2 separate regions of the Homo sapiens genome follow, and region 1 is linked to region 2. A link is an interaction called in ENCODE POLR2A ChIA-PET data of the cell type or tissue named here. Cell type or tissue: OCI-LY7. All regions are shown on one strand. Each heading gives the region's core, and the rest is flanking DNA. Links, peaks and the distances in the headings are about the cores only. Region 1 overlaps DHX57 (DExH-box helicase 57). Region 2 overlaps MORN2 (MORN repeat containing 2).

Region 1 (15,511 bases), core at 2,946-10,945, 76 kb after region 2:
CAAAAAAAATTAGCCAGGCATGGTGGCGGGCACCTGTAGTCCCAGCTACTCGGGAGGCTGAGGCAGGAGAATGGCATGAACCCGGGAGTCGGAGCTTGCAATGAGCCGAGATTGCGCCACTGCACTCCAGCCTGGGTGACAGATGGAGACTCCATCTCAAAAAAAAAAAACTTAGTATACATTTTCAATCCTTCAGTTCCCAAAATCTGTTTGGATACATTATTCAATAACACATTTATTGTATAAAATTTTTAATCCTTCTGACATATGATATTCCAAAAATTAAAATAGACATAAATGTCAGTCGGCCAACCTATATATAACTAACTTTCTATGTTAGTTGGAAACTTGATTCAACTACAGTTTATCTTACACTCTCTACTCTGAACAAAAAGTAAAATAGCCAGGCATGGTGGCTCACGCCTGTAATCCCAACACTTTGGGAAGCCGAGTTGGGCAGATCACGAAGTCAGGAGTTTAAGACCCTCCTGGCTAACATGGTGAAACCCTGTATCTACTAAAAATACAAAAATTAGCTGGGTGTGGTGGTGCATGCCTGTAATCCCAGCTACTCAGGAGGCTGAGGCGGGAGAATTGCTTGAACTCAGGAGGCGGAGGTTGCAGTAAGCCAAGACCATGCCACTGTACCCCAGCCTGGGCCACAGACCGAGACTCTGTCTCAAAAACAAACAAACAAACAAACAAGTAAATAAGGGACAGGCACGATGGCTCACGCCTGTAATCCAAGCACTTTGGGAGGCCGAGGCGGGCGGATCGCCTGAGGTCAGGAGTTCGAGGCCAGCCTGACCAATATGGAGAAACCCCATCTCTACTAAAAATACAAAATTAGCCAGGCGTGGTGGTGCATGCCTGTAATCCCAGCTACTCAGGAGGCTGAGGCAGGAGAATCGCTTAAACCCGGGAGGCAGAGGTTGTGGTGAGGCGAGATCATACCATTGCACTCCAGCCTAGGCGACTAGAGCGAAACTCCGTCTCAAATAAAAATAAAAAATCAGTGCTTTGCCATAAGACCACCTGTGGCCAGCCTTCTGGAAACCCTACTTGAGTGTGCTCTTGGACTTTTACCTGAGTTTTGATTATCCATCCCTAACAAGGCACCATTTTCCCCCAGAGAGTTTCAATTTGGCAGAATACTGAATCATTTTTCAAAGCCTTAACTTTTTTTATTAAATCCTCAGTTAACATCTGACTGATTTATGGCTCATTTTCTGCTTAGCATTTGTATGCTTTTCAAACCATTTGAAATGTACTTTTAAAAAATTGTTTGTGCTTTGTAGTGTGGTTATGAAAGGGAAAAAAGTCATTTGGATATAGATTTACTGGTTTTTATATTATACTCTAGTAATGTAAGGTCTTACCGTTGGTGGAAGCTGGGTGAAGGGTACAAGGAACTCTGTACTATTTTGCCGCTTCCTGTGAGTCTATAATTATTTCAAAATAAAAAGATTATTTAAAAAAGAATGTGGGGGCCAGGAGCATTGGCTCATGCCTATAATCCAAGCACTTTGGGAGGCTGAGGTGGGCGGATTGCTTGAGCTCAGGAGTTTGAGACCAGCCTGGGCAACATGGCAAAACCCTGTCTCTAAAAAAAGAAAAAAGAAAAAGAATGTGGGGAAAAATCATTTGGAGACTTAAAATGTAGAAACAAAGAACATAAATGTGGTATAAGAAGTTTTAGGTGACAATATAGTTTTGAGGCTAAACCAAAAAGGAAAAGGAGATATATCTGACTGTATATCTAAGAACTCACCAATAAGAAAGACGTGGGCCCTGCTCTGTTGCCTGCCTTTGCTCCCCAGGCCCCGAGTGGTTCACTGAGCCATGAAGACAGATTCCAGGCACCAGGAATTGCACCTCCAATCCCAGATGCTATGTTCAGCAAAGGCTCCATGGTTCTGGCCTACAGTGCCGGCCTGGACACCTCCTGCATCCTCGTGTGGCTGAAGGAACAAGGCTATGACATTATTGCCTACCTGGCCAATGTTGGCCAGAAGGAAGACTTCAAGGAAGCCAGGAAGAAGGCACTGAACCTTGGGTCCAAAAAGGTGTTCATTGAGGACGTCAGCAAGGAGTTCGTGGAGGAGTTCATCTGGCCTGTATGAGGACTGCTACCTCCTGGGCCCCTCTCTTCCCAGGCCTTACATCACCCGCAAACAAGTGGAAATTGCTCAGTGGGAGGGGGCAAAGTATGTGTCCCACAGTGCCATGGGAAAGGGGAACGATCAGGTCTGGTTTGAGCTCGCCTGCTACTCGCTGGCCCCCCAGATTAAGGTCATTGCTCCCGGGAGGATCCCTGAGTTCTACAACCAGTCCAAGGGCCGCAGTGATCTGATGGAATATGCAGAGAAACATGGGATTCCCATCCCAGTCACTCTGAAGCACCCATGGAACATGGACGAGAACCTCATGCACATCAGCCACGAGGCTGGAATCTTGGAGAACCCCAAGAACCAACCACCTTCAGGTCTCTACATGAAGATTCAGGACCTGGCCAAAGCCCCCAACACCCCCAACATTTTCAAGACTGAGTAAAAAAGGGGTCCCTGTGAAGGTGACCAGCATCAAGGATGGCACCACCCACCAGACCTCCTTGGTGCTCTTCATGTACCTGAATGAAGTCGCAGGCAAGCACAGCGTGGGCCATATTGACATCGTGGAGAACCGCTTCATTGAAATGAAGTCCTGAGGTATCTGCAAGACCCCAGCAGGCACCATCCTTTACCACCCTCATTTAGACATTGAGGGCTTTGCCATGGAACAGGAAGTGCGCAAAATCAAACAAGGCCTGGGCTTGAAATTTGCTGAGTTGGTGTACACCGGTTTCTGGCACAACCCTCAGTGTGACTTTGCCCACCACTGCATTGCCAAGTCCCAGGACCGAGTGGAAGGGAAAGTGCAGGTATCCATCTTCAAGGGCCAGGTGTACATCCTCTGCCAGGAGCCCCCACTGTCTCTCTACAGTGGAGAGCAGGTGAGCATGAACGTGGAGGGCAATGATGAGCCAGCCAGTCGGTGACACCAGTCTCATCAACATCAATTCCCTCAGGATGAAGGAATATCATCATCTCCAGAGCAAGGTCACTGCCAAATAGACCCCTGTACAATGGGGAGCTAGGGCCACCTCACTTTGCAGATTCCCCAAGTACAGGCACTAATTGTTGTGATAATTTGTAATTGTGACTTGTTCTCCCTGGCTAAGAGTGTAGTGGGGCTGCCGGGCCCCAGCTTTGTTCCCTGGTCCCCCTGAAATGGTCATCAAAGGGAAGGGTGAGGGGCAGCTACAGTGGGGAGCTATAAAATGACAATTAAAAAAAAAAAAAAAAAAGACTAAGGCCAGCCACGGTGGCTCACGTCTGTAATCCCTGCACTTTGGGAGACCGAGGTGGGCAGATCACCTGAGGTCAGGAGTTTGAGACCAGCCTGGCCAACATGGTGAAACCCCATCTCTACTAAAAAATACAAAAATTAGCTGGGCGTGGTGGTGTGTGCCTGTAATCCCAGCTACTTGGGAGGCTGAGGCAGAAGAATAGCTTGAGCCTGGGAGGCAGAGGTTGCAGTGAGCAGAGATCGCATCATTGCACTCCATCCTGGGCTACAGAACATGACTCCGTCTCAAAAAAATAAATAAATAAAGACTAAATAAAAGATCTAATAGAACCTAATAGAAAAGTGGGCAAAGGACATGACTGAACAGATAATACATACACAAAAATTATATTCAGTGTTACTAGCAAGAAGAAATGCAAATTAAAACAGCAAAGAAGGCCGAGTGCGGTGGCTCACGCCTGCAATCCCAGCACTTTGGGAGGCCGAGGAGGGTGGATCACAAGGTCAGGAGTTCAAGATCAGCCTGGCCAATATGGTGAAACCCTGTCTCTACTAAAAATACAAAAAAAATTAGCCAGGCATGGTGGCGGGTGCCTGTTGTCCCAACTACTTGGGAGGCTGAGGCAGGAGAATCGCTTGAACCTGGGAGGCAGAGGTTGCAGTGAGCTGAAATTGCGCCACCACACTCCAGCCTGGGTGACAGAGCAAGACTCCGTCTAAAAAAAAAAAGAAAAAAAAAAAACAGAAAGAAATAGCCTCTTTTTACTTTTTAAATTGGCAAAACTGGGCTGGGCATAGTGGCTCGTGGCACTTTGTAAGGCTGAGGTGAGAAGATCACATGGGGCCAGGAGTTTGAGACCAGCTTGGGCAACAGAGTGAGAACTTGTCTCTACAAAAAAAATTTGTTTTTAATTAGCCAGGCACGGTGGTACATGCCTGTAGTCCCAGCTACTCGGGAGGCTGAGATGGGAGGATAACTTGAGCCTAGGAAATTGAGGCTGCAGTGAGCCGTGATTGTGCCACTACACTACAGCCGGGGTGACAGAGTGAGACACTGTCTCAAAAAATAATAAATGGGCAAAACTTTTTAAAAATTATAATACTGCCAGACATGGTGGCATGCACTGGTAATCTCAGTTACTTGGGAGGCTAAGATAGGAGGATCACTGTAGCCCAGGAGTTCAAGGCCACAGTTAGCTATGACTGTGCCTGTGTATAGCCACTGCACTCCAGCCTGGGCAACACAGAGAGACCCTATCCCTGAAATTAAAAATAGGCCAGGTAAGGTGGCTTATACCTACAATCCCAACATTTTGGGAGGCCCAGGTGGGAGGACTGCGTAAGGCCAGGAATTGAAGACCAGCCTGGGCAACATAGCAAGACCCCATCTCTACCAAAAATAGATTAAAATAAATAAATAGTTGTTTGATAATAATGCAAATAAATAAATAATATAATGCTGGTGCTGTCATGAACCCCCCAAAATGAGTACTCTTACTCTGGGTGGGAATATAAGTTTATACCCCCTTTCTAGATAGCAGTTTTATTCCTAGGGATTTGTTATTAGGAAACAATTGCATATATACACAAAGATACAGCTAGGAGAATATTCATTTCAGCACTTTATATTTGCAGACAATCTAAATTTGAAAAAACAGGGTATTTATTGGTTAAATTATTATAAATTCTTACAACAAGGTCTTATATATCCATCAAAAATTATGTTTTAGGAAAATATGTCACAACATGGAAAAATGTTCTTAATATATTAAGTTTAAAAAAGTAGGCTATAAAAAAAGATTCTATTTTAGTTTCAAGACATGTTTATTTTCAAGACATCATTGAAAATACATCATTTTCAAGCTATTTTATTTATGTGTTTATGTTTTTCTCTTTTTCTATATATAAATATAAATTTGGAAGAGAAGATTAAAATGATATTTACTGGCTGGGTGCAGTGGCTCACGCCTGTAATCCCAGCACTTTGGGAGGCTGAGGTGGGTAGATCACAAGGTCAAGAGATCGAGACCATCCTGACCAACATGGTGAAACCCTGTCTCTACTAAAAATACAAAAATTAGCTGAGTGTGGTGGCGTGCACCTTTAGTCCCAGCTACTCAAGAGGCTGAGGCAGGAGAATCACTTGAACCCGAGAGGCGGAGGTTGCAGTGAGCCAACATCACGCCACTGCACTCCAGCCTGGTGACACAACAAGACTCCATCTCAAAAAAAAAAAAAAAAAAAAAAAAAAAAGGCAAGACACAGTGGCTCACGCCTGTAATCCCAGCACTTTGGGAGACAGAGGGAAGTAGATCACCTGAGGTCAGGAGTTCGAGACCAGCCTGACCAACATGGAGAAACCACTTCTACACTGAAGATACAAAATTAGCCAGGCGTGGTGCTCATGCCTGTAATCCCAGCTACTTGGGATGCTGAGGCAGGAGAATCACTTGAACCCAGGAGGCGGAGGTTGCAGTGAGCCGAGATTGCACCGTTGCACTCCAGCCTGGGCAACAAGAGCGAAACTCCGTCTCAAAAAAAAGGCCGGGCGCAGTGGCTCACACCTGTAATCCCAGCATTTTGGGAGGCCGACGCAGGTGGATCACAAGGTCAGGAGATCGAGACCATCCTGGCTAACATGGTGAAACCCCGTCTCTACTAAAAATACAAAAAATTAGCCGGGTGTGGCGGCGGGCGCCTGTAGTCCCAGCTACTAGGGAGGCTGAGGCAGGAGAATGGCGTGAACCCGGGAGGCGGAACTTGCAGTGAGCCCAGATCACTTCACTGCACTCCAGCCTGGGCAACGGAGGGAGACTACGTCTCAAAAAAAAAGTTATATTTACTGGTCCGGTTGTAGTGGCTCACGCCTGTAATCCAGCACTTTGGGAGGCCGAGGCAGGCAGATCGCTTGAGGTCAGGAGTTCAAGACCAGCCTTGCCAACATGGTGAAACCACATGTCTACTAAAAATACAAAAATTAGCTGGGTGTGGTGGCGCACACTTGTAATCCCAGCTACTTGGGAGCCTAATGCAGGAGAATTGCATGAACCTGGGAGGCGGAGGTTGCAGTGAGCCGAGATCGCACCAGTGCACTCTGGCCTGAGAGACAGAGTGAGACTCGGTCTCAAAAAAAACAAAACAAAACAAGAAATGTGTTGGGATTGGGATACTCAGATCTCTGGTCCAGTGTCATCAGCTGGGTCACTGCACCTGATCATCAGTACAGACCCAAAATATCAATATAGTTTTCTCCCACATGGCCTCAATGTGGTATAGACACCCAGAGCCACTGCACCTATATTCATACTTCTTGGTGGAAAAAAAAAAAAAAAAGCATGTGCTTGTTCTGCTTTCAGAAGGAAACAAAATAAGAAAGAAAGGGAACAAACAGGAAAGCTATTCAAGCAAGACTGAGCAAGACTGGTTTTGTGCTTTTGTGCCAAGAGATACTTTCTATGAGAATATATATATTATATGTCTATTTTTACAAATACTTGTTGTTTAGGTGAAAAGCCCAGAAGGAAAATTTCAGAAGACCAGTACTGGAGCTGTCAGAATGCAACCAAAATCAGCTGAGTTGAAGTTTGTCACCAAGAACGATGGATATGTACACATTCACCCTTCATCAGTGAACTATCAGGTCAGAATGGTGGAGTATACTTAATGTTTACAGGTCGTCCTGGGGTAGGAAATGCAATTCCTTAAATTCAGCCACACCATGTTCTATCACTTGCTGTCCCCAGCAATACCACTGACTGAGGGAAGATTGAATAAGAATAAACAGACTGGAAATTGGACTATTTCTGGAAAGACTATTTCCATTTGAAGAAAATTCTACTGAATACCAAAAAGTACTCAAGCCTGCTTTCAGATATAAAATTGTTTCTTTGCAATGGTAATTGAAGTCATGAGCTAATTACATCACTGAATCTGTGCCTTAAAAGGAAATGAATGACCTATTCTTGCATACCACTTCCTCAGCTCTCAGCCTGCCACTGAGGCTTCTGCCCCCACCACTTCACTAAACCCATCAGAAGTAACAAATAACTTCTTAGTTGTCAAAGCCAGTGTCATCCCTTGGTCCTCATCATGCCACCTCTCACATGGTATTTGACATTGCTAATCTGTCTTCCTCTTGAAATTCTCCTTGATGTTATTTTTGCTTCTGAAATATCACTTTCTTCTCTCTCTCTATTCATCCCCTCTATCTCCTTTATTAGCTTATCTTCCTTTGCTCTGAAACAGTGGTTCTATCCTTTGTCCTTATTCTCTCACCATCATGCCCTCTTCCTGAACCACCAAAGGCACAACAGCACTTACACATCCCAACTGCCACTTACACACAGACGCAGACCCCAAATCTGTCTCTCCAGACCTGCAGTTTTTTTCTGAGCTCTCCTGCTGGAAAACATCAGCTAGAAGTCTTTTAGTCATCTCAAACATAAAAGCTGAAAAATCAAACTCAATGATCCCCAATTCACTCTTCTCTTTCTGTGCTGTCTTGGTGGAATGATACCATCAAAACCAGAACCCTGAAGTCACATAGACTCCCACTTCTTTTCTTATGCCAACTGAGTTGGTCACCAGGTCCCAAGAATGCCTCCTTGTTGACATCTCTAAGATTTGCCTTTTATCCCCACTGCCACTTCCTTAGCTCAAACCCCAAACATCATTTGCCTGAAATTCTATAATAATCTTACATCTGGTGCTTTCTGTCTCCAACCTTCTACTACTCTACTGCTGCCAGAATTACCTTTACAAAACATCAATTAGACTATGTCAATTCCTTGCTTAAATCTTCATATCCAGAGTGTACCACACACTCTCACATGACTCCTTACATGGCCCTTCCTATACCTTGTCACCAAATTTGAAACATTCAGGCTGCTCTATCCTCTGGAACTACTGAGGACCATGTTCACAAAGCCTGGAAAGGATTTCCTTAAGCTTAGAGGAGTTTGAGGGTCAGGAGGTCATCTGCCTTTTCAGCCTGTTAGGAACCAGACGCCTGAGTTAGCTCCACACCCCCTCCTTTTTTATATATACTTTTTGTTGTTGTTGTTTTGCATGTTTCTCAAGAAAGAACTACTCCTCTTTTGAGAATCCAAATCGTTCATGTATCCATGTAATATCTACTAGCGCCTAATCTGTGCCAGGCACTGTTGTAGGCTGTTGAGGACAGTGGAAGAAACTAGATGGACACAGTCTCTGCCCTCAAGAAGCTTATGTTCTAGTGAGGGAGACAGGCAATACATAAGTAAACAGAATCTCAGGTAATGCTATAAAGCAAAATAGAGCAGGATAGAGAGACAGAGAGTGACAGGAGAGGGGCCCTGCACGTGGGGTGGTCAGGGAAGAACTCCGGGATGAGAAACAACTGAGCAAATCCTAAATGAAGAGCAAGTCATGCAGATAGAGAGAAAGGAGAAACATTCCAGCAGAGGACATAAGTGCAAACATCACAAGGTGGGAGTGTATTTGGTGTGTTCCAGGAAATGCATGAAGAGGCCAGTGGAGAGGGATGATCAAGGGTGAGAGTGGTGGGAGATGCACGGGGACGAGTAGGCAGGGGTGGGGTAGGGCTGGGTGGACCTGGTAGCCATGGCAAGGACTTGAGATTTTTATCCTTGGACACCATTGGAGGGTTTTGAGCCATAATTGGACTTATTGTTTTTGTTTTTATTTTTATTTTTATTTTATTTATTTATTGAGACAGAGTCTCTCTCTGTCACCCAGGCTAGAGTGCAGTGGCACAATCTCAGCTCACTGCAACCTCCACTTCCCAGGTTCAAGGGATTCTCATGCCTCAGCCCCCTGAGTAGCTGGGATTACAGGCATGTGTCATCGCTCCCAGCTAATTTTTGCAGTTTTGTAGAGACGGGGTCTCACCATGTTAGCCAGGCCAGTTTCAAACTCCTGGCCTCAGGTGATCCACCTGCCTCAGTTTCCCAAAGTGCTGGGATTACAGGCGTGAGCCACCACGCCCTGCCAGACTTATGTTTTTAAAAGATCACCTTGATTGCTGGGTAGGAAAGACACTATAAAAATGCAAAACTAGAAGTGGGGACAGCACTCTAGAAGGCATCACAGTGGTTTCTGTGAGATGACAATGGTTTGTACTAAATTGGTAGCTGGGTGCCTATAATCCCAGCCCTTTGAAAGGCCGAGGCGGGCGGATGACTTGAGGTCAGGAGTTTGAGACCAGCCTGGCCAACATGGTGAAACCCCATCTCTACTAAAAATACAAAAATTCGCCAGGTGTGATAGTGCAAGCCTGTAGTCCCAGCTACTTGGGAGGCTGAGGCAGGGGAATCACTTGAACCTAGGAGGTAGAGGTTGCAGTGAGCCAAGATCATGCCACTGCACTCCAGCCTGGGTGACAGAGCGAGACTGCATCTCAAAAAAAAAAAGGCTGGGTGTGGTGACTCACACCTGTAATCCCAGGACTTTGGGAGGCCGAGGCAGGCAGATCACCTGAGTTCAGGAGTTCAAGAACAGCCTGGCCAGCATGATGAAATCCCTGTCTCTACTAAAAATACAAAAATCAGCCAGGCATGGTGGCAGGCGCCTATAATCCCAGCTACTTGGGAGGCTGAGGCAGGAGAATCACTTGAACCTAGGGGGCAGAGGTTGCAGTGAGCCGAGATCACACCATTGCACTCCAGCCTGGACAAAAAGAGCAAAACTCTGTCTCAAAAAAAAAAAAAAATTTGTTAGCTGTAGAAGTGGTGAGAATATGTCAAGGCATTTTGTAATTTGAAAAGAGAGCTGACTAGACTTAGTGACAGTGTAGATGGTGTGAGGGGAAAAAAATAGTCAATGATGACTCCTAAATTGGGGGCCTGAGCAGCTGGGTGAATGGGAGCATCATTTCCTGAGATAGGGAACACTGCAAGGAAGAAGAATCAAGAATTCCATCTGGGCCAGGCACAGTGGCTCACACCTGTAATCCCAGCAATTTGGGAGGCCAAGGCAGAAGGATTGCTGGAGCCCAGGAGTTCGAGACCAGCCTGGGCAACATGGTGAGACCCTATCTCTACGAAAAAATTTAAAAAATAAAAGCTTTTTTTTTTTTAAACACAAGTGTGAGATATGTATTAAATGTCCAAGAGGAGATGGCAAGTCAATAGTTATACTGCAGATCTGGAGCTCAGGAAAGTCACGGGCTATAGATAAATTTGGGGAGTCATTAATAGGCAGTATTTAAATCCGTGGGACTGGGGGGTTGTTCCCTTTTTGTTGCCAGTGACATCACTGTCATCATCTGAGGTTTTTTGTTACAGGTGAGACACTTTGACAGCCCCTACCTGTTGTACCACGAGAAGATAAAAACTAGTCGAGTATTCATCCGAGACTGCAGCATGGTGTCTGTGTACCCGCTGGTCTTGTTTGGAGGAGGCCAAGTGAATGTGCAGCTTCAAAGAGGAGAGTTCGTTGTCTCCCTGGATGATGGTTGGATCCGTTTTGTAGCTGCTTCCCATCAGGTAAAGGCAGAATTGGTCTGTTTTATGAGGCTCAGGCCATGAGGGGCTTTGACAATATGAAGTTATGAAGTCAAGGGCATTCCTCTAGGGACCAAGGTAACAGAGCTAATTAAAAATGAATGACGGTGGCCGAGCCCAGTGGCTCACACCTATAATCCCAGCACTTTGGGAGGCCGAGGCAGGCAGATCATCTGGGGCCAGGAGTTCGAGACCAGCCTGGCCAACATGGTCAAACCCCGTCTCTACTAATAATACAAAAATTAGCTGGGCATGTTGGTGGGTGCCTGTAATCCCAGCTACTCAGGACGCTGAGACATGAGAATCGCTTGAACCTAGGGGGCAGAGGTTGCAGTGAGCCGAGATCGTGCCATTGCACTCCAGCCTCGGCAACAGAGCGAGATTCCTTCTCAAAAAAAAAAAAAAAAAGTGAATGATGGTCTACAATGAGACACTAAGAAAGAGTGAGGCTGAAGTGAAGCCAGGAGTGGAGCCCTAGTAAGAGTTCCAGAAAGCACACTGTGAGGGGAAGTCTGGTACGGGCTGAGGTTAGTATAAAAGGCTAGGACAGAAGCTGTAAAGTGAGGGTGCTGGACCTTCCTTATTGTTATATAAATAATAGATGTTCACCAAAGAAAAGTCAGAAAATACAGATAAGCAAAAATAAGTAAATAAAAACCACCCTGATTCCACCACTACCATTTTGAGAAAAAGATAATGGGTCTGAATTCTTCATTTATTCTCAGGTCTCAATTATTCCCTATATGGAGTCTCTGTGAAAAACATATCATGGAGAGTACATATTTAAGAAACAGAACTTCACCCAGGTGCGGTGGCTTACGCCTGTAATCCCAGCACTTTGGGAGGCCAAGGTGGGCAGATCACCTGAGGTCAGGAGTTCGAGACCAGCCTGGCCAATATGGTGAAACCCCATCTCTACTAAAAATTTTAAAAAATTAACCAGGTGTGGTAGTGGGCGTCTGTAATCCCAGCTATTCAGGATGCTGAGGCAGGAGAATCTCTTGAGCCCAGGAGGCGGAGGTTGCAGTGAGCCGAGATTGCGCCATTGCACTCCAGCCTGAGCAACAAGAGGGAAACTCCATCTCAAAAAAATGAATATATAAAAATACAAAAAAAAAAATTAGCTGGGCGTGGTGGCGGGCGCCTGTAATCCCAGCTACTCAGGAGGCTGAGACAGGAGAATCACTTGAACCCAGGAGGCAGAGGTTGCAGTGAGCCGAGATTGCACCACTGCACTTCAGCCTGGGTGACAGAATGAGACTCCGTCTCAAATAAATAAATAAATAGATAGATAGATAAAACTTCAGGTGGACACCCGTAATCCCAACTGCCAGAGGCTGAGGTGGGAGGATTGCTCAAGCCCAAGAGGTCGAGGCTTCAGTGAGCCATGATTGCACCACTGCACTCCAGCCTGGGTGACAGAGTGAGACTCTGTCCCAAAAAAAGAAATAAATAAAATTTCATTTTAATATCTGCATCTGTTAGAATTCTTATGTTACAAGAAGCAGATATGCCAACTCAAACATTAAAAGAAATTGATTGGCATATTTAACTTTAAAGTCCAGAGCAGCAGTGTCCAACAGAAATATAATGTGACCCACATATGTAATTTTAATTGTTCTAGTAGCCACATTTTTAAAAGTAAAAAGAAATAGATGAAATTAATCTTAATATATTTTATTTAACCTAATACATCCAAAATGTTTTAATTTTAACATGTAATCAATATAAAATTATTAAGATAGTTTACATTACCTTTTCATATTAAGTCTTCAAAATCGGGTATATATTTTATATTCGCAGCACATCTCAGTTTGGGCTGGCCACATTTCATATAGACATTAGATAAGCCACTTGTGACTAGTGGCTACCTTACTGGATAGTCCAGGTCAAGAAGGCCAGGCAACGTTGGTTTGATTTAGCAGTTCAGTGGTGACAAAAACGTGGTTAACCTAGTGGTATCGAAAGGGCTGCAATAGCTCCTGGCATCACATGTATGCAGCATATGGTCCAGAAGAAGAGCCAGAAACTTTCTTGCCTACAAGCTCAATCAAAGCTCCCCTCCTAAACCAATCCCTGTGACCAAAGGGATGTCCTGAACTTGAATACCTGGAGTACCTGAGCCATTCACCCTGGCAGGGCTCACAGTGTGAACCTGTGTTAGAGCAGGGTCCGAACTGTATGTTTCCCATACAGTGGGGAAGGGGCAAAACAGATGCTGGGAAGATGTCTACAGTGCCACAACATCAGCATAAGCAAAATGCCATAAAGCATACAGTATATCCCAAAGCTACAGAGATTTTTGATTCATCTAATATCTTCCACTTATTTATTTTTTTTTTTGAGGTGGAGTCTTGCTCTGTCACCCAGGCTGGAGTGCAGTGGCGCAATCTCGGTTCACTGCAACCTCCGCCTCCCGGGTTCAAGCAATTCTCCTGCCTCAGCATCCTGAGTAGCTGGGACTGCAGGCGTACACCACCAAGCCCGGCTATTTTTTTTTTTTTTTTTTTTGAGATGGAGTTTCGCTCTTGTTGCCCAGGCTGAAGTGCCATGGTGCCATCTCGGCTCACCACAGCCTCTGCCTCCCGTGTTCAAGCGATTCTCCTGCCTCACCCTCCCAAGTAGCTGGGATTACAGGCATACGCCACCACCCGGCTAATTTTGTATTTTTAGTAGAGACGGGGTTTCTCCATGTTGGTCAGCCTGGTCTTGAACTCCCGACCTCAGGTGATCTGCCCGCCTTGGCCTCCCAAAGTGCTGGGATTACAGGCATGAGCCACCGCGCCAGGCTAATTTTTGTATTTTTATTAGAGACGGAGTTTCACCATTTGGACAGGCTGATCTCAAACTCCTGACCTTGTGATCCGCCCACCTCGGCCTCCCAAAGTGCTGGGATTACAGGCGTGAGCCACTGAGCCTGGCCCACTTTTTTTTTTTTTTTTTTTTGAGATGGAGTTTTGCTCTTGTTGCCCAGGCTGGAGTGCAATGGCGCGATCTCGGCTCACCACAACCTCTGCCTCCTGGGTTCAAGCAATTCTCCTGCCTCAGCCTCCCGAGTAGCTGGGATTACAGGCATGTGCCACCATGCCTGGCTAATTTTGTATTTTTAGTAGAGATGGGGTTTCTCCATGTTGGTCAAGCTGGTCTCGAACTTCCACCTCAGGTGATCCGCCCACCTCAGTCTCCCAAAGTGCTGGAATTACAAGCGTGAGCCACCCGGCCCAGCCTATCTACCACCCTTTTTTTTTTTTTTTTTTTTGAGACAACAAGGTCTGCAGTGGAGTGATCGGTGATCAGTAAATTTTCTTTTCCTTTTTTTTTCTTTTTTTTGAAACGGAGTTTCGCTCTTGTTGCCCAGGCTAGAGTGCAATGGCGCAATCTTGGCTCACCGCAACCTCCACCTCCCAGGTTCAAGCGATTCTCCTGCCTTAGCCTCCCAAGTAGCTGGAATTATAGGCATGCACCACCATCCCAGCTAATTTTGTACTTTTAGTACTAAGAGACGGGGTTTCTCCACATTGGTCAGGCTGGTCTCGAACCCCTGACCTCAGGTGATCTGCCCATCTCGGCCTCCCAAAGTGCTGGGATTACAGGCGTGAGCCACCGGGCCCGGCCCTCTCTACCACTTTTAATTCCCCATTTTCCTGCTTCTCCTCGTGGAATAAATCATAAAAATTGACCAAACTTTAATATGGAGAACACTATATAAAAGCCATACTTCCAGACTGAATCTTTTCTTTTTTGGGGAGCAGGGGGGACAGAGTCTCGCTATGTCACCCAGGCTGGAGTGCAATGGCGCGATCTCAGCTCACTGCAACCTCCACCTCCTGGGTTCAAGCCATTCTCCTGCCTCAGCCTCTGAGTAGCTGGGATTACAGGCGCATGCCACCACAACTCGCTAATTTTTGTATTTCTAGTAGAGACAGGATTTCACCATGTTGGCCAGCCTGGTCTTGAACTCCTGATCTCATGATCCGCCCGCCTTGGCCTCCCAAAGTGCTGGGATTACAGGCGTGAGCCACTGCGCCTGGCCCGAATCTTTTCTTTAGATGAGATGTGATAGAGGCACTTTTTTACAATGGACCTCATTTAGTCTATTACAAAATGAAAATGTATTTAGGGTTTTTGCTCCTAATGGAGTTAAAATTAGTACCAGAAATCTAAATAATGGTAATCATAACTTGGGTATTTCCCTCCAATAACCTATCCTGCCTGTTCCTCCAAGCACTGCTTATATTGTAGCTTTCATTTTAGGTGGCTGAACTGGTAAAGGAGCTTCGTTGCGAACTTGATCAGCTTCTCCAGGATAAAATTAAAAACCCAAGCATTGATCTGTGTACGTGTCCTCGAGGATCCCGGATCATCAGCACAATTGTGAAACTTGTCACCACACAATAAAAAGCAGTCTTAGAGAGTGCTTGCTACTCACCTGCTTCTAGCTCACCTGGGAAATAACAGCAGAACCTCTACCTCGAACTAAAGACCTATTGGGGCTGGCCCTGGTGGAGGAGCCCAGGGCATGAAGCCCAAGGCAGCTGAGGCAGTGTATATACCCTTAGGGCCATTTCTAACAAAGCCTTGGCCACTCCCAGCACAATTTGGAGTGTCAAGGGTGAGAGCCTAAAACCCAGCTTGCCTGTCTTTGTCTCTGTGATTGTTCT
Region 2 (15,511 bases), core at 7,064-15,063:
TTCTTATATTTCCTTGGAGCCTATGTGTGCTTTCTGCTTATTAACAACAGTCTTCAGTCTTCAGTCTTCAGACTTTAGAAGTCTTCACTCCAGCCCTTGTTTGTGCCCTATCTCCCTTGAATTGCCTACATTTTAGATACTACTCACTCATTTGAGCTCTTCAGATAGAAACCTGGAAAATGAGGTAACTCACTTGGGAAAAAAAGAAAGAAAGTTTGGCTAAAATTAAGTTTTTAGGGGTTTAAACAGAGTTCACGTGCATTCAACAAGTATTTAATAAGCATATACCACATAAAAGGCATTGTACCAGGTGCTAGGAGAAATGAAAGGATGCCATTGTTTCTGCTTCCAGTCTAGAAGGGAAGATGAGACACATAAATAACTGTAACATATAATGGATTGTGACAAATGAAAAAGAAAAGTGTAAAGTGCCTAAAATTTTCAGAGAAAAGATGAATTCCCTTGTGGGGATTAGAGAAAGCTTCATTAAGAAGATAGGATTTGAGCCAGGCTTTGCATGATATGTAGAAACGGTCAAAAGGGGATCACCAGAGGGGCCAGGCACAGTGGTTCACACCTGTAATTCCAGCATTTTGGGAGGCTGAGGCAGGTAAATCGCTTGAGCTCAGGAGTTCGAGATCAGCCTGGCCAACATAGTGAAACTCTGTCTCTACTAAAAGTACAAAAATTAGCCCATGGTGGCGGGTGCCTGTAATCCCAGCTACTCAGGAGGCTGAGGCAGGAGAATTGCTTGAACCCAGGAGGCAGAGGTTGCAGTGAGCCAAGACTGTGCCACTGCACTCCACCCTGGCAACAGGGTGAGACCTTGTCTCAAAAAAAGAAAAAAAAAAAAAAAAGGATTACCAGAGGAACAAAGCACAAGGCCTAGGTGGATTTAGGAACCCTAGGGAGCAAAGAAGGTAGAGTAGAAGGTGAGGCTAGACAGGTAGATTGGGGGCAGATAGAGAGCCTTGAATCTCTTCTTTGGAGCTTGCTCTGCAGTGGAGAGAATGAGTCATTGAAAATGTTTAAGCAGAGGTATAACAAGATCACATATCTCTGGTAAGAAGATGACTTAGTGGCACTGTAGAGGAAAGAGCAGCTGCAAAGAGGCCAGTGAGCAGGCACCTTTAATAACTCAAGTAAAAGATAATGATGACCTGAATTAGGGAAGTGACTCTTAGAAAGGAAAGGAGGGCACAGATAGAAGCGACATTTCAAAGGTTGCTCCATGAGCCAAATGTATGCTTCACCCAAGAAAAAGAGTTGGATAGTCACTCTCAGATTCAGAAGGAGGAAATATGTCATAAGATAATTTTTAAAATTACTCTAACTTATTTGAACCAGGAGACTAAAAGGAGGCTGAATATGCTATAATAATGAACTTGGTTCTACAATTTTAGCAGAGCCTTAACTTTTGTTTTTGTCAATTGGGGGTGCACTGACTAACTCTGCTAGGAGATGGGGAAAGCACATTTTAAAATGTCTCAAAAAAGAAATACAACCATCCTTTCTTTCCCATTGTTCATCCTTTGCCCGGGTGTTATGGTACTTAGCAGATGTCAGTTAGGTTTTTCTACTTTTCCCCAGTTATCTGTTTACCCACCTTTAGGCATCATCTCTACCCACCCCACCTACTCACACACTCCATAAAAAACCCAGTGAAAATTACGAGGAGGAGATTTTTTTAGAGAGCATAAGAATTTTCCAGTATTTGCTTCTTCATTGCTTGCTAAAACCATGCCAGCATAGCCTGGGGAAAGGTGGAAAGGGCTGGCATTGCCCCATATAAGGGAATTATATCCTCAAATCATTTGAGATAAGTAGGCCCCAAAGACAAATCCAAAACAGCTACTCCCTCATTCTCAGGAAATAAATTCTAGAGATTTCCTCAAATGGATAAATTTGAGAATCCGATTAGCTGCCACTTTTTCTTTATTTTTCTGATTATTTTAGGAAGACTCAAACAGATGTTAATACTTACTACCCTGTCTTTTTGTCAGTAAAGGCATGAACAGACAACAAAATAATCATGAACATACCAATCAGAAGAGTGCTCTCTGTAATATTAGCATTTATGATTTGTTTCGTTCATCTTATTTGGGGCATTCAAAGTGCTTTACAAATAACATAATGAGGGTTTTTTTTCCTTCCATGACTCCCAAGGTGATTCCTGGCACTCTCAAAAGGCACAAGTGATTAGTCAAGTCCTTGGGGCCCAGCAGCAGTAATGTGATGCATGTTGGTTAAACTGTGTTTCACACTCATGTAAATTGTGTGGGGGGCGGGTGGGGAATCTTCCACACTGTCCTTGAGAAGATTAGCAAGAATTATGAATTTAAAGATTCTTACATTTATAAAAATCCAAACAAAGAGAAATATTGAACAAATCATACTCCAGTCCTAAAATCAAAGTCTAAGGGTCTTAACCTGTGGTCCCAGGAATAGGGTTTCAGGTCACCTGTAAATCTTCTGAAATTGTATGCAAAATTTTGTGTGATTTTACTTTTTTTTTTGCAGAAATGGTGGACTGGTTTCTGAAGATTCTAAAAGCAATTCTTGACACCGAAAAGGTTAAGAACTGCTGTCATTAAAGAAAAAGAAAGGAAGGAAGAGGGAGAGAGGAAGGGAGGAAAGGAGAGAGGAAGGGAAGGAGGAAGATCAGTTGATCTTTGTATCTACATTACTTAGTTTATTACTGGCCTGCTATGTTGAAGTACACCCTTATACACAGAGAAAAGGGAAGGTAAATAAAGGGAATTAAGAAAAAGTTAACAATAAGGCCGAGCATGGTGGCTCACACCTGTAATCCCAGCACTTTGGGAGGCTGAAGTGGGAGGACTGCTTGAGATCAGGAGTTCAAGACCAACCTGAGCAACATGACGAAACCCCATCTCTACAAAAAATACAAAAATTAGCCGGGTGTGGTGGTGTGCACCTGTGGTCTCAGTTACCTGTGGGGGCTGAGGTGGGAGGATTGCTTGAGCCCAGGTGACAAAGTGAGACCTTGTCTAAAAAAAGAAAAGAAAAAAGAAAAAAAAAAAAACCAATAGTATGGTCATCTTGTTTCAAAAGCCTCTGAGTTTTCAAATGAGTTTAGATTGCATTTCCAGAGCCCATGGTTATGAAAAATGTAGACATTAATTAATTCAGTTTGTGAAAAATGTTTAGAATAAATGTGCATCAAAAACTTTTTTCTCTAGGATACATTTCTGATCATTATGTTGAATCCTTCAGAAGTAGCCTTCAATGAAATAGCTATTCCATTTACAGCAATATGATTTTGTATTAAAAGGGGCTATTAAAAATATAAAAGGGTGATATAGAGATTTCTACATATTCAGAATACTATTTCAGCATATAAAAACTCACATAATTCCAATACTAATTATAATAGAACGCTATTCTCACTTAAGACAATGTTTAAGTGAAACTCAGTTCTTCTCATTACACACCAAAGCCCCATGAAGTGTTTAGAATTAGGTTTCACCAATAAAGCCCCCATGTAATTAATCAGTACACATTTTCAATCAGGATATGTTTTTTGTTCTGTACATAGGGGAGTGAATGCTGAAGATTCCCCTATTCTTTTTCTGTGTTAGAAAGGAATAAACCAATCTCCCTCCATCCCTAATCTTTTTCATTCTTTAATTATTCTTAATCCCAAAGAGGCATGTCCATGTCAGATTTACGCTGTCTAGCATCCTTTCTTTAAGACTGCTCTCAAAATTTAACTCATCTTCAACTATATTTATTAATATGCAGAACAACTTCAGTCTCCAGTTTATCGATAACCTGCAAAGCGCAGTTAAGACATAATATAAAAATTAAGCAAGGAAATAAATGTTTTACAAATTGTTATAACTCTTAAATAAAAGTTATTTCTTTGAATGCCTACCTCAAATAAATGTTAGCATATATTGGATTTAAATTAGTACACCACGTGGTAAGGATTGATGGGTTTTCATCTCTTATAAAATTGTTTCCCCTTTCAGTGCCCCTTAAAGCATATAAAAGCGCATACTTACCCCATGTTGCCTGCGGTGGTTATATCATCCTCAGATCAAGGCTTATCTGGGTTCTGAATTAACTTAAAGGTTATAAAAAGAAGCAGTAGAGAGGCTTGACTTCCCCTGAAACGAGACCGTAGTATGCTAACCAGGCTTTTAAATGAGGAAAACTAGTGTCTCTTCTAATTATATAAGCTCCAGGTCAAATTCTAGCATCAACTAATCAAATAACTGAACTGCATTTAGTTTCAATGAGTAAAAAGGAAGAAACCCATTTAGGAGGAATATCTTTGGTATACTAGAAAATTGAAAAGTTGTACTTTGAAAAGTTATTAACATAGCAATACAAGTTAAATATTTTAAGAGTAAAATATATATCTTGCTGCCTTAAATAAATTGAAAAAAATTAGGGAAAATTTATTTTGCAGCAAAGCAGATACTTTTCTATATTTTCCAGAAGTTTTTGAATTTAAATTATATGTCCTGGTCCCTGAAAACATCTTCTCACCTTATCTTAACTTGTCCAGTATTTGTCTCTTCATGAATTTCCATATAATAATAATATTTAATTCTAAAGCCATGCCAGCTAATGTTTAGCAACATATACAAAAATGTCCAATTCTTAAAATGTGTCTTTGAAAACTTACAAATAGGGTCTTTCAAAATTAGCCATAAAGCTATTATTATGAGAAACTAACAAAAATGCCATTTTTATTTTAACATTTTAGAAGACATTGTAACCCAAATTTGTGCCAGTACAGCAAAAAATAAAAATATACATCTTTTGGCAATAACATATTGAGAAATACAAATATTCACAAGATTTTGAATAGAGAAATATGACAAAGAAGTTATCTATTGTGTACACTATTTTTTGTCAGTTTTAGAATATAGAGTTTCAGCAAAAACATTCAGGTCTTTATTGTAATTTTTTAAATGTAGTTGACATATACTGCTCTGGTAATTTTTAAATTATCTTATGTAAAAAGTAAAGAAGTTTTCTGGACATAGAATATATGACAACACACAGATCTACTTTTTAAGAAATTGAGACATAATTTACACATCATACATAAAATTTGTCCCTGTTAAATGAACAATTCAGTGGTTTTTAGTACATTTTCAAGACTGTGCAACCATCACCACTGTCTAATTCTAGAAACCTCATGCCTCCCAATTTCTTCCTCCCCTGGCAACCACTAATCTATTTTCTGTCCCTAAGGATTTGCCTATTCAGAGCATTTCACATAAATGGAATCATATAATATGTGGCCGTTTGTGACTGGTTCCTTTCACTTAGTACAATGTTTGTTTGTTTGTTGTTTTTGAGATGAAGTTTTGCTCTGTCACCCATCCTGGAGTGCAGTGGCATGATCTTGGTTCACTGCAACCTCTGCCTCCTGGGCTCAAGCAGTCCTCCCAAGTAGCTGGGACTATAGGCATGTGCCACCACACCTGGCTAATTTTTGTATTTTTTGTAGAGATGGGATTTTGCCATGCTGCCCAGCCTGGTCTCAAACTCCTGGCAAGCGATCCACACACCTTGGCATCCCAAAGTGCTGGGATTACAGGATGAGCCACCTGCCTGGCCAGTACAATGTTTCTGAAGTTCATCCATGTTGTAGTATCAGTACTTCATTTTTTATGGCTGAATAATATTCCATTATGTGGACATTTTGTTTACACATTCATTAGTTGATGGACATTTGGATTGTTTCCAGTTGGGGCTATTATACATGTCTTAGTCCATTTGAACTGCTATAAGAAAATACCTTAGACAGGGTAATTTTAAACAACAGAAATGTATTGCTCACAGTTCTGGAGGCTGTTAAGTCCAAGATCAAGGCACTAGCAGATTTAGTGTCTGGTAAGGACTTGCTCTCTTCTTCAAAGATGGCACCTTCTTGCATCATTCTCTTGTGACAGAAGAAGCAAGCAATCTCCTTCACATCTCTTTTATAAGGGCACTAATCCCATCCATGAGGGCTCTGTCCTTATAACCTAATCACCTCCTAAAGGCCTCAACTCTTAATACTACCACAGTAGAGATTAGGTTTTTGTTGTTGTTGTTGTTGTTTTTAGACAGAGTCTCACTCTGTTGCCCCTGCTGGAGTGCAGTGGCGCCATCTTGGCTCACTGCAGACTCCACCTCCCAGTTTCAAGCAATTCTTGTGCCTCAGCCTCCCGAGTAGCTGGGATTACAGGCACACACCACCACGCCTGGCTAATTTTTGTATTTTTAGTGGAGAGGAGGTTTCACCATGTTGGCCAGGCTGGTCTCAAACTCCTGACCTTAAATGATGCACCCACCTTGGCCTCCCAAAGTATTGGGATTACAGTCGTGAGGAAATTAGGTTTAAACATGAATTTTGGAAGGACACATTCAGACTATAGCAATGAATAATGTTGCTATGAACATTCGTGTGCAAGTCAATTCCCTTGCGTACATACCTAGGAACTGCTGAGTCACGTAGTAACTCTATGTCTAATATTTTGAGGAAATGTATTCCACAGCAGCTGCACCATTTTATATTCCCACCAGAAATGTGTGAGGCCTCCAATTTCCCCACATCATTGCCAATCTTTGTATTGTCTGTTTTTTTTTTTTGATATAGCCATCCCACCAAACAATGCATGTTCTCACTTATAAGTGGGAGCTGAACAATGAGAACACATGGACACAGGAGGAGAACAACACACATGTTGTGGAAGTGGGGGAAGAGAGAGCATCAGGAAAAATAGCTAATGCTTGCTGGGCTTAATACCTAGGTTATGGGTTAATAAGTGCAGCAAACCACCATGGCACACATTTACCTATGTAATAAACCTACACATCCTGCACATGTACCCCAGAACTTAAAATAAAATAATAATAATAATAATAGCTATCCCAGTTGGTGTGAAGTGGTATCTCACGGTGGGTTTGTAGGTTTAAGGTTCATTTCCCTGAAGAGTAAGGATGTTAAGCATCTTTTTGTTTACTTATTGGCTACTTGTATATCTCCTTCAGAGAAACATCTGTTCAAATTCTTTGACCTTTTTTTTTTTTTTGAGATGGGAGTCTCGCTCTGTTGCCCAGGCTGGAGTGCAATGGCGCGATCTCGGCTCACTGCAACCTCCGCCTACCATGTTTAAGCGATTCTCCTGCCTCAGCCTCCTGAGCAGGTGGGATTACAGGTGCCCGCCATCATGCCCAGCTATTTTTTGTATTTTTAGTAGAGATGGGGTTTCACCATGTTGGCCAGGCTGCTCTTGAATTCCTGATCTCAGGTGATCTGCCTGCCTCGGCCTCCCAAAGTGCTGGGATTACAGGTGTGAGCCACTGCCCCCCGCCCATTTTAAAAATTAAGGTTTTTTTAATTGTTGGGTTGTAAAAGTTCTTTATACATTTTGGAAACTAGACTTTGTATCAGTGTCATAATTTTTATTGCTATGGTTTCTGGAAATCTGGAGGTAGCAGTGAGCTCAACCAGTGGGGTGGGGGTGAGAGAGAAGACCACAGGACTACACCTTTATTAAGGTCCACGGATGTTATCCCTTAGGCTTTCCCTCTGGGGTTGTGGATTGGCTAGTTTAAAGAAAACATGTGGAAAGGGGGAACTTATTTTTGCATGACTTATTTTGACCTTTAGGTTTTATCATGGTCAGCACCTGTGGGATGTGTTGGGTTTTGGGTCAGCAGGGTAAGGAACAAGTGGGCTGTATTGCAAACAACTACAAGGGGAAGGAAAGTTTTAACTAGGCCAAGAGTAATGGGATATGACTGGATGTCAGACAACTTATGTCAGGCCTAAAAATGGATGCTGAGGCAGTGACTATATTAAGCAAATTTCTGACAATCAGATATGATTTGCAAGTATATTATCCCATTGTGAGGATGGTATTTCCATTTTCTTGATAGTCTCCTTTAATGTATACTTTTTTAAAGATAGAAGTGACAAGAGTTAGCATCCTTGCCTTGTTCCCAGTCTTAGAGTAAAAGCTTTTCAGTTTTTCACTGTTGAGTATGATGTTAGCTGTGGGCTTTTTATATATGACCTCTGTTATGTTTAGGTAATTTCTTTCTGTTCCTAATTTGTTAAGAGGTTTTTTTTTAAATAATGAACAGGTTCTCAATTTTGTTAAATGCTTTTTCTGCATCTGTTGAGCTGATTATGTGATTTTAGTCCTCTATTCTGTTAATGTAGAATATCACATTAGTTGATTTTCGTATGTTGAACTATCCTTGCATCCCAGGGATAAATCTCACTTGGTCATGGTATATGACCCTTTCCATGTGTTGTTGGAAACAGGGGAAAATCTTCATGACATTGATCTTGGCAATGAGTTCATGGATAATGACACCAAAAGCACAGGCAACAAAACAAAAAATAAACAAGTGGAACCACATCAAACCAAAATCTTCTGCACAGCAAAGGAAACAATCAACAGAGTGAAAAGGTAACAACCTACAGAATGGATGAAAATATCTGCAAATCATATATCAGATCAGGATTTAATCTGTAAAATATATGAGGAATTCTTACAACTCAATGGTAAAAAAAATTAATAACCTGATTTAAAAATGGATTAGGAACTGAACAGACGTTTTTTCAAAGAAGACATATAAATGGTCAATAGGTATTTGGAAAAATGCTCGATGTCACTAATCATCAGAGAAATAGAAATGAAAACCACAATGAGATACCACCTTATACCAGACAGGATGGCTATCATCAAAAACAAAAAACAAATGCTAAGGAGGTGGAGAAATTGAACCCTTGCTGTTTTGTCTCTCTAAACCCTCAAATCCTCGGCTGGAATCACCCCAAAAGCAGTGGCAGGGGGACTTCCCACAAGGGAGTCTCCAACTGTCCTGAGATAGGGCTGGCTGGAATACCAAAGAAAAAACTCTAAGCTCTAGGGTGATCAGTCCAAAGAATTTATTAGGGAAACTTCCTTACAGAGGGCTGCAGCAATTGCTGAGAGAGAAAAGGAATGTTCTACCCAGGTATGTCTGCAGCAAGGGGATCAGAGTCTGGAGTTTCTATGACAGTTTGAGAAATTTGGCTCAGGGCTGGGGGCCAGTTTCAGTGTTTTGAGCAACAACCGAAATACCTTTCTCAGTGCTTGGGAATGTTCAAGGCCCAGTTTGGGTTCAAGCCTGCTGAGAAAAACATATAGCCAGCTGGGTCACAGAGCAGTCAAGGTACTCTGTGATTTTCAGTAAGGGCACAGAAAGAAAGTGGGAAGAACTGGGTTACCATACACTTGCCCACTGTTGCTGGGAATGCAAAATGGTGCAGCTGCTATGGTAAATCCTATGGAAGTTCCTCAAGAGATTAAAAATATAACTACTGTACTTGCTTTGGCAGAACACACACTAAAATTGGAATGATACAGAGAAGATGAGCATGGCCCCTGTGCAAAGATGACATGCAGATTTGTGAAGTGGTCCACATTAAAATAATAATAATAATAAATAAATAAATAACAAGAACAAAAAACTACTATATGAGTCAGCAATCCTACTTCTGGGTGTTTATCCAAAAGAACTGAAGCCGGGTGCAGTGGCTCATGCCTGTAATCCCAGCATTTTGGGAGGCCAGGCAGGCCAGGAGTTCAAGACCAGCCTGGCCAATATGGTGAAACCCTGTCTCTACTGAAAATACCAAAAAATTAGCCAGGGATGGTGGACCACACCTGTAATCCTGGCTACTTGGGTAGCCAGGGCACAAGAATTGCTTGAACCCATAAAGCAGAGGTTGCAGTGAGCCGAGATCACACCACTGCACTCCAGCCCGGGCAACAGAGTGAGACTCCTCTATCTCAAAAAAAAAAAAAAAAAAAAAAAAAAAAGAATTGCTATCAAGATCTCAAATAAATATTAGTACTCCTATGCTCACTGCAGCACTATTTACAATAGTCAAGATGTGGAAACAAACTAAACGTCCACCACCCCTGGCTAATTTTTTGGTATTTTCAGTTGAGATGGGGTTTCACCATGTTGGCCAGGCTGGTCTTGAACGCCTGGCCTGCCTGGCCTCCCAAAATACTGGGATTACAGGCATGAGCCACTGCACCCGGCTTCAATTCTTTTGGATAAACACCCAGAAGTAGGATTGCTGACTCATATAGTAGCAGTCCACCACAATGAATAAAGAAAATGTGGTTTACACATATAATGGAATACTACTCAGCCTTAAAAGAGAAATCCTGTGATTTGTGACAACATGGATGAACCCTGAGGACATTATTCTAAATAAGCCAGTCACAGAAAGACCAGTACTATATGATTCCACTTTTAAGTATGAGGTATTTAAAATAGTCAAATGTGGCCGGGTGGGGTGGCTCACACCTGTAATCCCAGGACTTTGGGAGGCCGAGGGCGGGTGGATCAGAAGTTCGAGACCAGCCTGGTAAACATGGTGAAACCCCATCTCTACTAAAAATACAAAAATTAGCTGGGCATGGTGGCAAGTGCCTGTAATCCCAGCTACTCGGGAGGCTGAGGCAGGAGAATAGCTTGAACCCGGGAGGCAGAGGTTGCAGTGAGCCAAGATTGCACTGTTGCACTCCAGCCTGGGCAAAAAGAGTGAAACCCCATCTCAAAAAAATAAAAAATAAGAAAAATAAAATAGTCAAATTCATAGAATCAAAGAGTAGAATATGGTTACCAGGGGCTGGGGTGATGGGAAAATAAGAGGTAACTAATAAAAGGCCATAAAGTTTCAGTCAAGCAAGATGAATAAGCTCTAGAGATCTGCTGTACAACATTGTACCTATAGTCAACAATAATGTATTGTACACTTAAAATTGTGTTCATTATCCTTAGCAAACTAACAGAACGGGAACAGAAAACCAAATACCGAATGTTCTCACTTATAAGTGGGAGCTAAATGATGAGAACTTGTGGACACAAAGAAAGGAACAACAGACACTGGGGCTACCTGAGGATGGTGGCTGGGAGGAGGGAGAGGATCAGAAAAAATAACTATTGGTACTATGCTTAGTACCTAGGGGACAAAATAATCTGTATAACAAACACTGTGACATGAGTTTACCTGTATAACAAACCTGCACATGTACGCCTGAACCTAAAATAAAAGTTAGAAAATAATAAGAAATGAATAAAATGTATTACAGCCTAAAAAAAAAAGTTGTTTTTTTTTTAAAGAGGTCGGATGTTGACCAGGACACACAAGCACAAACTAGAAAAAAAAAAAAAAAATGACAAAACTCAAACAGAGGATTGGAAATCAACTTTGCCAAGATTTGGATGCTTCTGCCATAGTTATTATAATAAGCAGACTGAATTGAATCATGTCATTTATTTTAAACTAATTGTAAGACAATGAATATAAAGTTCAAAAAGGTGTAAGCAGGTGATGGTTTTATTGGCAAACTTATAGGGGTAGTGTATGAAGTCATTTCAAATAACAGATTAAGTTGCTTTCCTTACAACTAAAAGCTTCAATTACTACATTTCAACTTTAATTTAACATCACATCTACATGTGAAGCTTTAATTTCAGGTCTGGAGCAGCTGTAAAATGAAAGTTACCACTCCATTCTAGTCCTTGGATATCAGTATATTCCCCTTCACCTTCCACCCTGCAATAGTAGAAAATAAGTTTTCCATTAACAAAGATGAATAATTTACAGTCCAGATATAAGATTTTCTAGCATAATATATACTATGTCTGAAGATTATATCCTCTACTTTCAAGCTTTGCTTTTAAACCCAGCATCCTGCTTTCATATCCTACCAAAAAAACAAACAAACCAAAAAAAAAAAAAAAAAAACCACATACTATTCCAAACAAAAACAAACAATTATTTGGTGTCCAAGATTTTAGGATCACATAATCTAGGTTCACACAAAACCAAAACAATGAGTTAAAAAAATGAAAAGTTTATATCGGTTATCTAGCTTAATTACTTCACTTATTCAACAAATATTTTTTCACTATCAATGATGTTTGAGGTGCTGTGCCACCGCACCTGGCCTCCAACAATTTTTAGAAACTATATCATAAAAGAATATTTAGAATTAACTAAATATAGTATTTAAGCAGCTGGGCACAGTGGCTCACGCCTGTAATCTCAGCACTCTGAGAGGCCGAGGCAGGCAGATCACTTGAGGTCAGGAGTTCTAGACCAGCCTGCTCAACACGGTGAAACCCCGTCCCTACTGAAAATACAAAAAATAGCTGGGTGTGGTAGTGCACATCTGTGGACCCAGCTACTTGGGTGGCTGAGGCAAGAGAATCGCTTGAACCCGGGAGGCAGAGGTTGCAGTGAGCCGAGATCACTCCACTGCACTCCTGCCTGGATGACAGAGGGAGACTCTGTCTCAATAAATAAATAAATAAATAAGTATTTAAGCAAACATACCAGAAAATAATCTTTTAGAAATGCAGTGATTTTTTTTTATTTTAAGCTTACCTATTTTCATTGAAATTTCCAGTATACTTTGCCCCATTTGGGAATGTGTAAGTCCCCAGTCCATGAAACATATTATCCTTAAATTGTCCTTCATATACTGCTCCTGAAAAATGCTCAAGTCTTCCAAAACCATTCATCTGTTTGTAACAAAGGAAATTACCTTAGAAACTAATCTTCAGTTTCCCAAGAACCTTTAAAAAATGTACAAATATAAGTCTATCATCTGCTAATTATTACTTAACCAACTTTGTATTGTCCTTTATTTCCATAGTATAAAGACAACATTTTTATCATTTTCCTTCATCTGTATCTATCTGTGAAGCCCAGTAAATTAAATGTTCTGGATCTGGGACATTTGAACATCAGGGGGTCCATGATGAAGATAAATAGGGGTCCTCAAGATACCCTGAATGTATCAGAAATCTTAAAGGGCAACCAGTTTAGTTAGTTCAGGAAACCAGTACAAAGTAGTTGTTAAGAATTCAAATTTGGATTTGAGCAGACCAGGGTATACTTTCCTGTTTTATCATTTACTAGCTGGGCAAGAAACCTGAGCCTGATTTTCCTCATTTGTAAAATAGAGTATTAATGGTACCTATCTCATGAGGTTATTATGAGGATTAAATGAGAAAATTATGTAACGGATTCAGCTTTACTCAATGAATAGGAGATGAGAAAGAAAGTAACGATGATTAGCTTTCTACAGTGAGTTTAATATTACTCATAAGTTAATATATGTTAATATGATCATTTGTTATTTTTATTATATAGTCTACTCATTATAGGAGTTTTTGATTAATGGTGAAATGCCTGGAATCACTAAACCTACAGGGTTATTTATCCACTGCCAATATTAAAAACAACAATAATACCTTGTCATCTTTCCAGCTTCCTGTGTAGACAATCCCATTAGGAGTGGTATGAATACCTATTCCATTTCTCTCGTAGATTCCAGAAGATGTTCTTGTACAGTCACCATCTAAACAGAGGAGAAAAACTGAAGATTATAAATGAGAATAGTTATGTCTGGGCCTAATCGCAACTACACCTCATGGGTTTCTTTGGCTCCCTAGCACTGAAACCAGTGAGACCAGAGATGAGAAAATCCATGGACACAGAACATCTTGTAACAATTGAGACTCAAGGGCCAGGAAGATTGACAGATCCCATAGGTTTCCAAGGCATTGGAATTTTGATTTTAAAAGCTCTTTATCTATTAGGATTTCTGTTATTTTAGTTAATAAAGTTAATATCCTAATAGTAGTTTTATAAAATTTAACAGTCTCAGTTTTTTATTCCTAAGCTATTTAATTTTCTATACAGAAAAAGTAATTGAAGCGTATACTTACCATACTTGTCTCCATTTGGAAAGATAAAGCTGATCTTATACACTTCTGAAGCTGTTTTAAAAGATTTAAAAACAGTGACATAAGTTTACTTTTTTTTCGATAGAGGCAAGGTTTCACTACATTGCCCAGGCCAGTCTCAAACTCCTGGGCTCAAGCGATCCTCCCGCCTCAGCCTCCCAAAGTGCTGGGGATGCAAATGTGAGCCACCACACCCAACCAAGTGTAAACATTCTTATGTCATAAGACCTATACCCAATGTGCTTTCAGCACTATCCAAATGGACTTACTTCTCAAGATCACATCATATCATGATTACTTGGTATTTCCATTGTCTAATGTAGGGTCCCGGGGAAATAAACAATTTTGCCTAGATGATCTCTTTTAAAATTTATTTATTATGATAGCTTTATTAATATATAATTCACACACCACAAAATCTACCCTTTAAAAAAATACAATTTGATTTTTTTAGTATATTCAGAGTTGTGCAACTATCATCACAATCTAATTTTAGAATATTTTAATCATCCCAGAAAGAAACTCTGTACACATTAGCAGTTACCCATTATGATTCCCCTCAAACACCCCTCACCCCACAACCCCAAACCCCTGGCAACCACTAATCTACTTTCTGCCTCAGGGATTTGCCTATTCTGGACATTTCTTATAAATGAAATCATATAATATGTGGTCCTTTATGTCTGGCTCGTTTCACTTAATGTTTCCAAGGCTCATCCATGTTGCATCGTGTATCAGTACTTCATTCCTTTTTATAGCCAAGTATATTGTATAAATATGTTGTACAGAAACAGCATATTTTGTTTATTCATTCATCAGTTCATGGACATGTAGGTTGTTTCCAGTTTGAGGCCATTATGAATAATACTGCTATAAACACTGATGTACATTTTCAAAACATACAGCTTCCTAGGAGTAAAAAAAAAATTGGTGTACAGATTTTTGTGTGGATATGTTTTTATTTCTCTTTGGTAGCCCATATGATTTACTGATTGTCCCACAGAGGTAAGGTGGAGTGAGGAATCTTTAAATTGGCAATAGGAAGAAATGGAAAATAAAGATAGCAAGTGGGGAAGGGCTGGTAGGTCCACACAGAATGAGACTGGAATGGAGACCAAGTGAAAAAGGAAGAAAGAGGACCGCAAGACTGAGGGGGACTCTGGGCCTCAGATCCCTGGACACTTACTGGACTAAAACTAGAAACTGTATTTTCCGATACTGAAGAAAACTTATGTAGAGACGGTATGCAGGCCCATCCTTCAGAATCACCTGAGATGCTTCTAAGTTTCTTCTCTCTACCCCACATCTACTGAATCAGTCTTTACGGGTGGGGCAAGGGAATTTAAAAATTAATTTAGGTACCACTTGAGAAAGGCTTGGAGGCTCATCACTGAGGAAACAGAGTTAACACAATAGGTAGAGGACTTAAACTGTAACATCCTCAGAGAGAAAGGGAGAGTATTAGTATCCTTGAAATAGGAACAGGTGATTACAAAAAACAAAAAACAATTAGCAATCCAGGAAATGAATAATATAATTGGTGAAATAAAACTTCTTAGAAGGGATGAAAAGCAGAATAGATACAATTGAAAACAAATTAGTGAACTGGAACATTAGGTTGAAAAATGTGCTTAGAAAGTAGCACAAAGTGTGAGTGAGATGGCTGGAAAAAAAATTTTTTAATTAAAAAAAAAGAAAGTAGCACAAA

The links. ChIA-PET counts read pairs that join two places held together with the same protein. Peaks named below come from ENCODE experiments on the same cell type or tissue, not always from the same donor. Only the 100,000 strongest peaks of a DNase experiment are listed, where the experiment ranks them.
Region 1: POLR2A ChIA-PET joins it to region 2 with 7 read pairs; 2 of 35 experiments call an interaction of 5 or more read pairs at or near these places.

The regions. Positions count from the first base shown.
Region 1 is chr2:38,798,036-38,813,546 of GRCh38, reverse strand. DHX57 (DExH-box helicase 57) reads left to right here. Exons shown (of 24, transcript NM_198963.3): 22 at 6,854-6,988; 23 at 10,632-10,832; 24 at 15,105-15,511. The coding sequence ends at 15,248. It also overlaps the pseudogene ASS1P2. Among named protein-coding and RNA genes, the nearest start is that of GEMIN6, 28 kb to the right of the region's middle. In OCI-LY7, for the core only: no CTCF peak of the experiment used is centred there; a DNase peak (open chromatin) is centred at 7,316; H3K4me3 peaks cover 343 bases.
Region 2 is chr2:38,878,504-38,894,014 of GRCh38, reverse strand. It overlaps MORN2 (MORN repeat containing 2), which reads right to left. Exons shown (of 5, transcript NM_001145450.3): 2 at 13,786-13,836; 3 at 13,309-13,415; 4 at 12,437-12,573; 5 at 11,306-11,602. The coding sequence ends at 11,500. ARHGEF33 (Rho guanine nucleotide exchange factor 33) reads right to left here and starts at 4,140. Exons shown (of 18, transcript NM_001145451.5): 1 at 4,029-4,140. It also overlaps the pseudogene RNU6-851P. In OCI-LY7, for the core only: no CTCF peak of the experiment used is centred there; no DNase peak of the experiment used is centred there.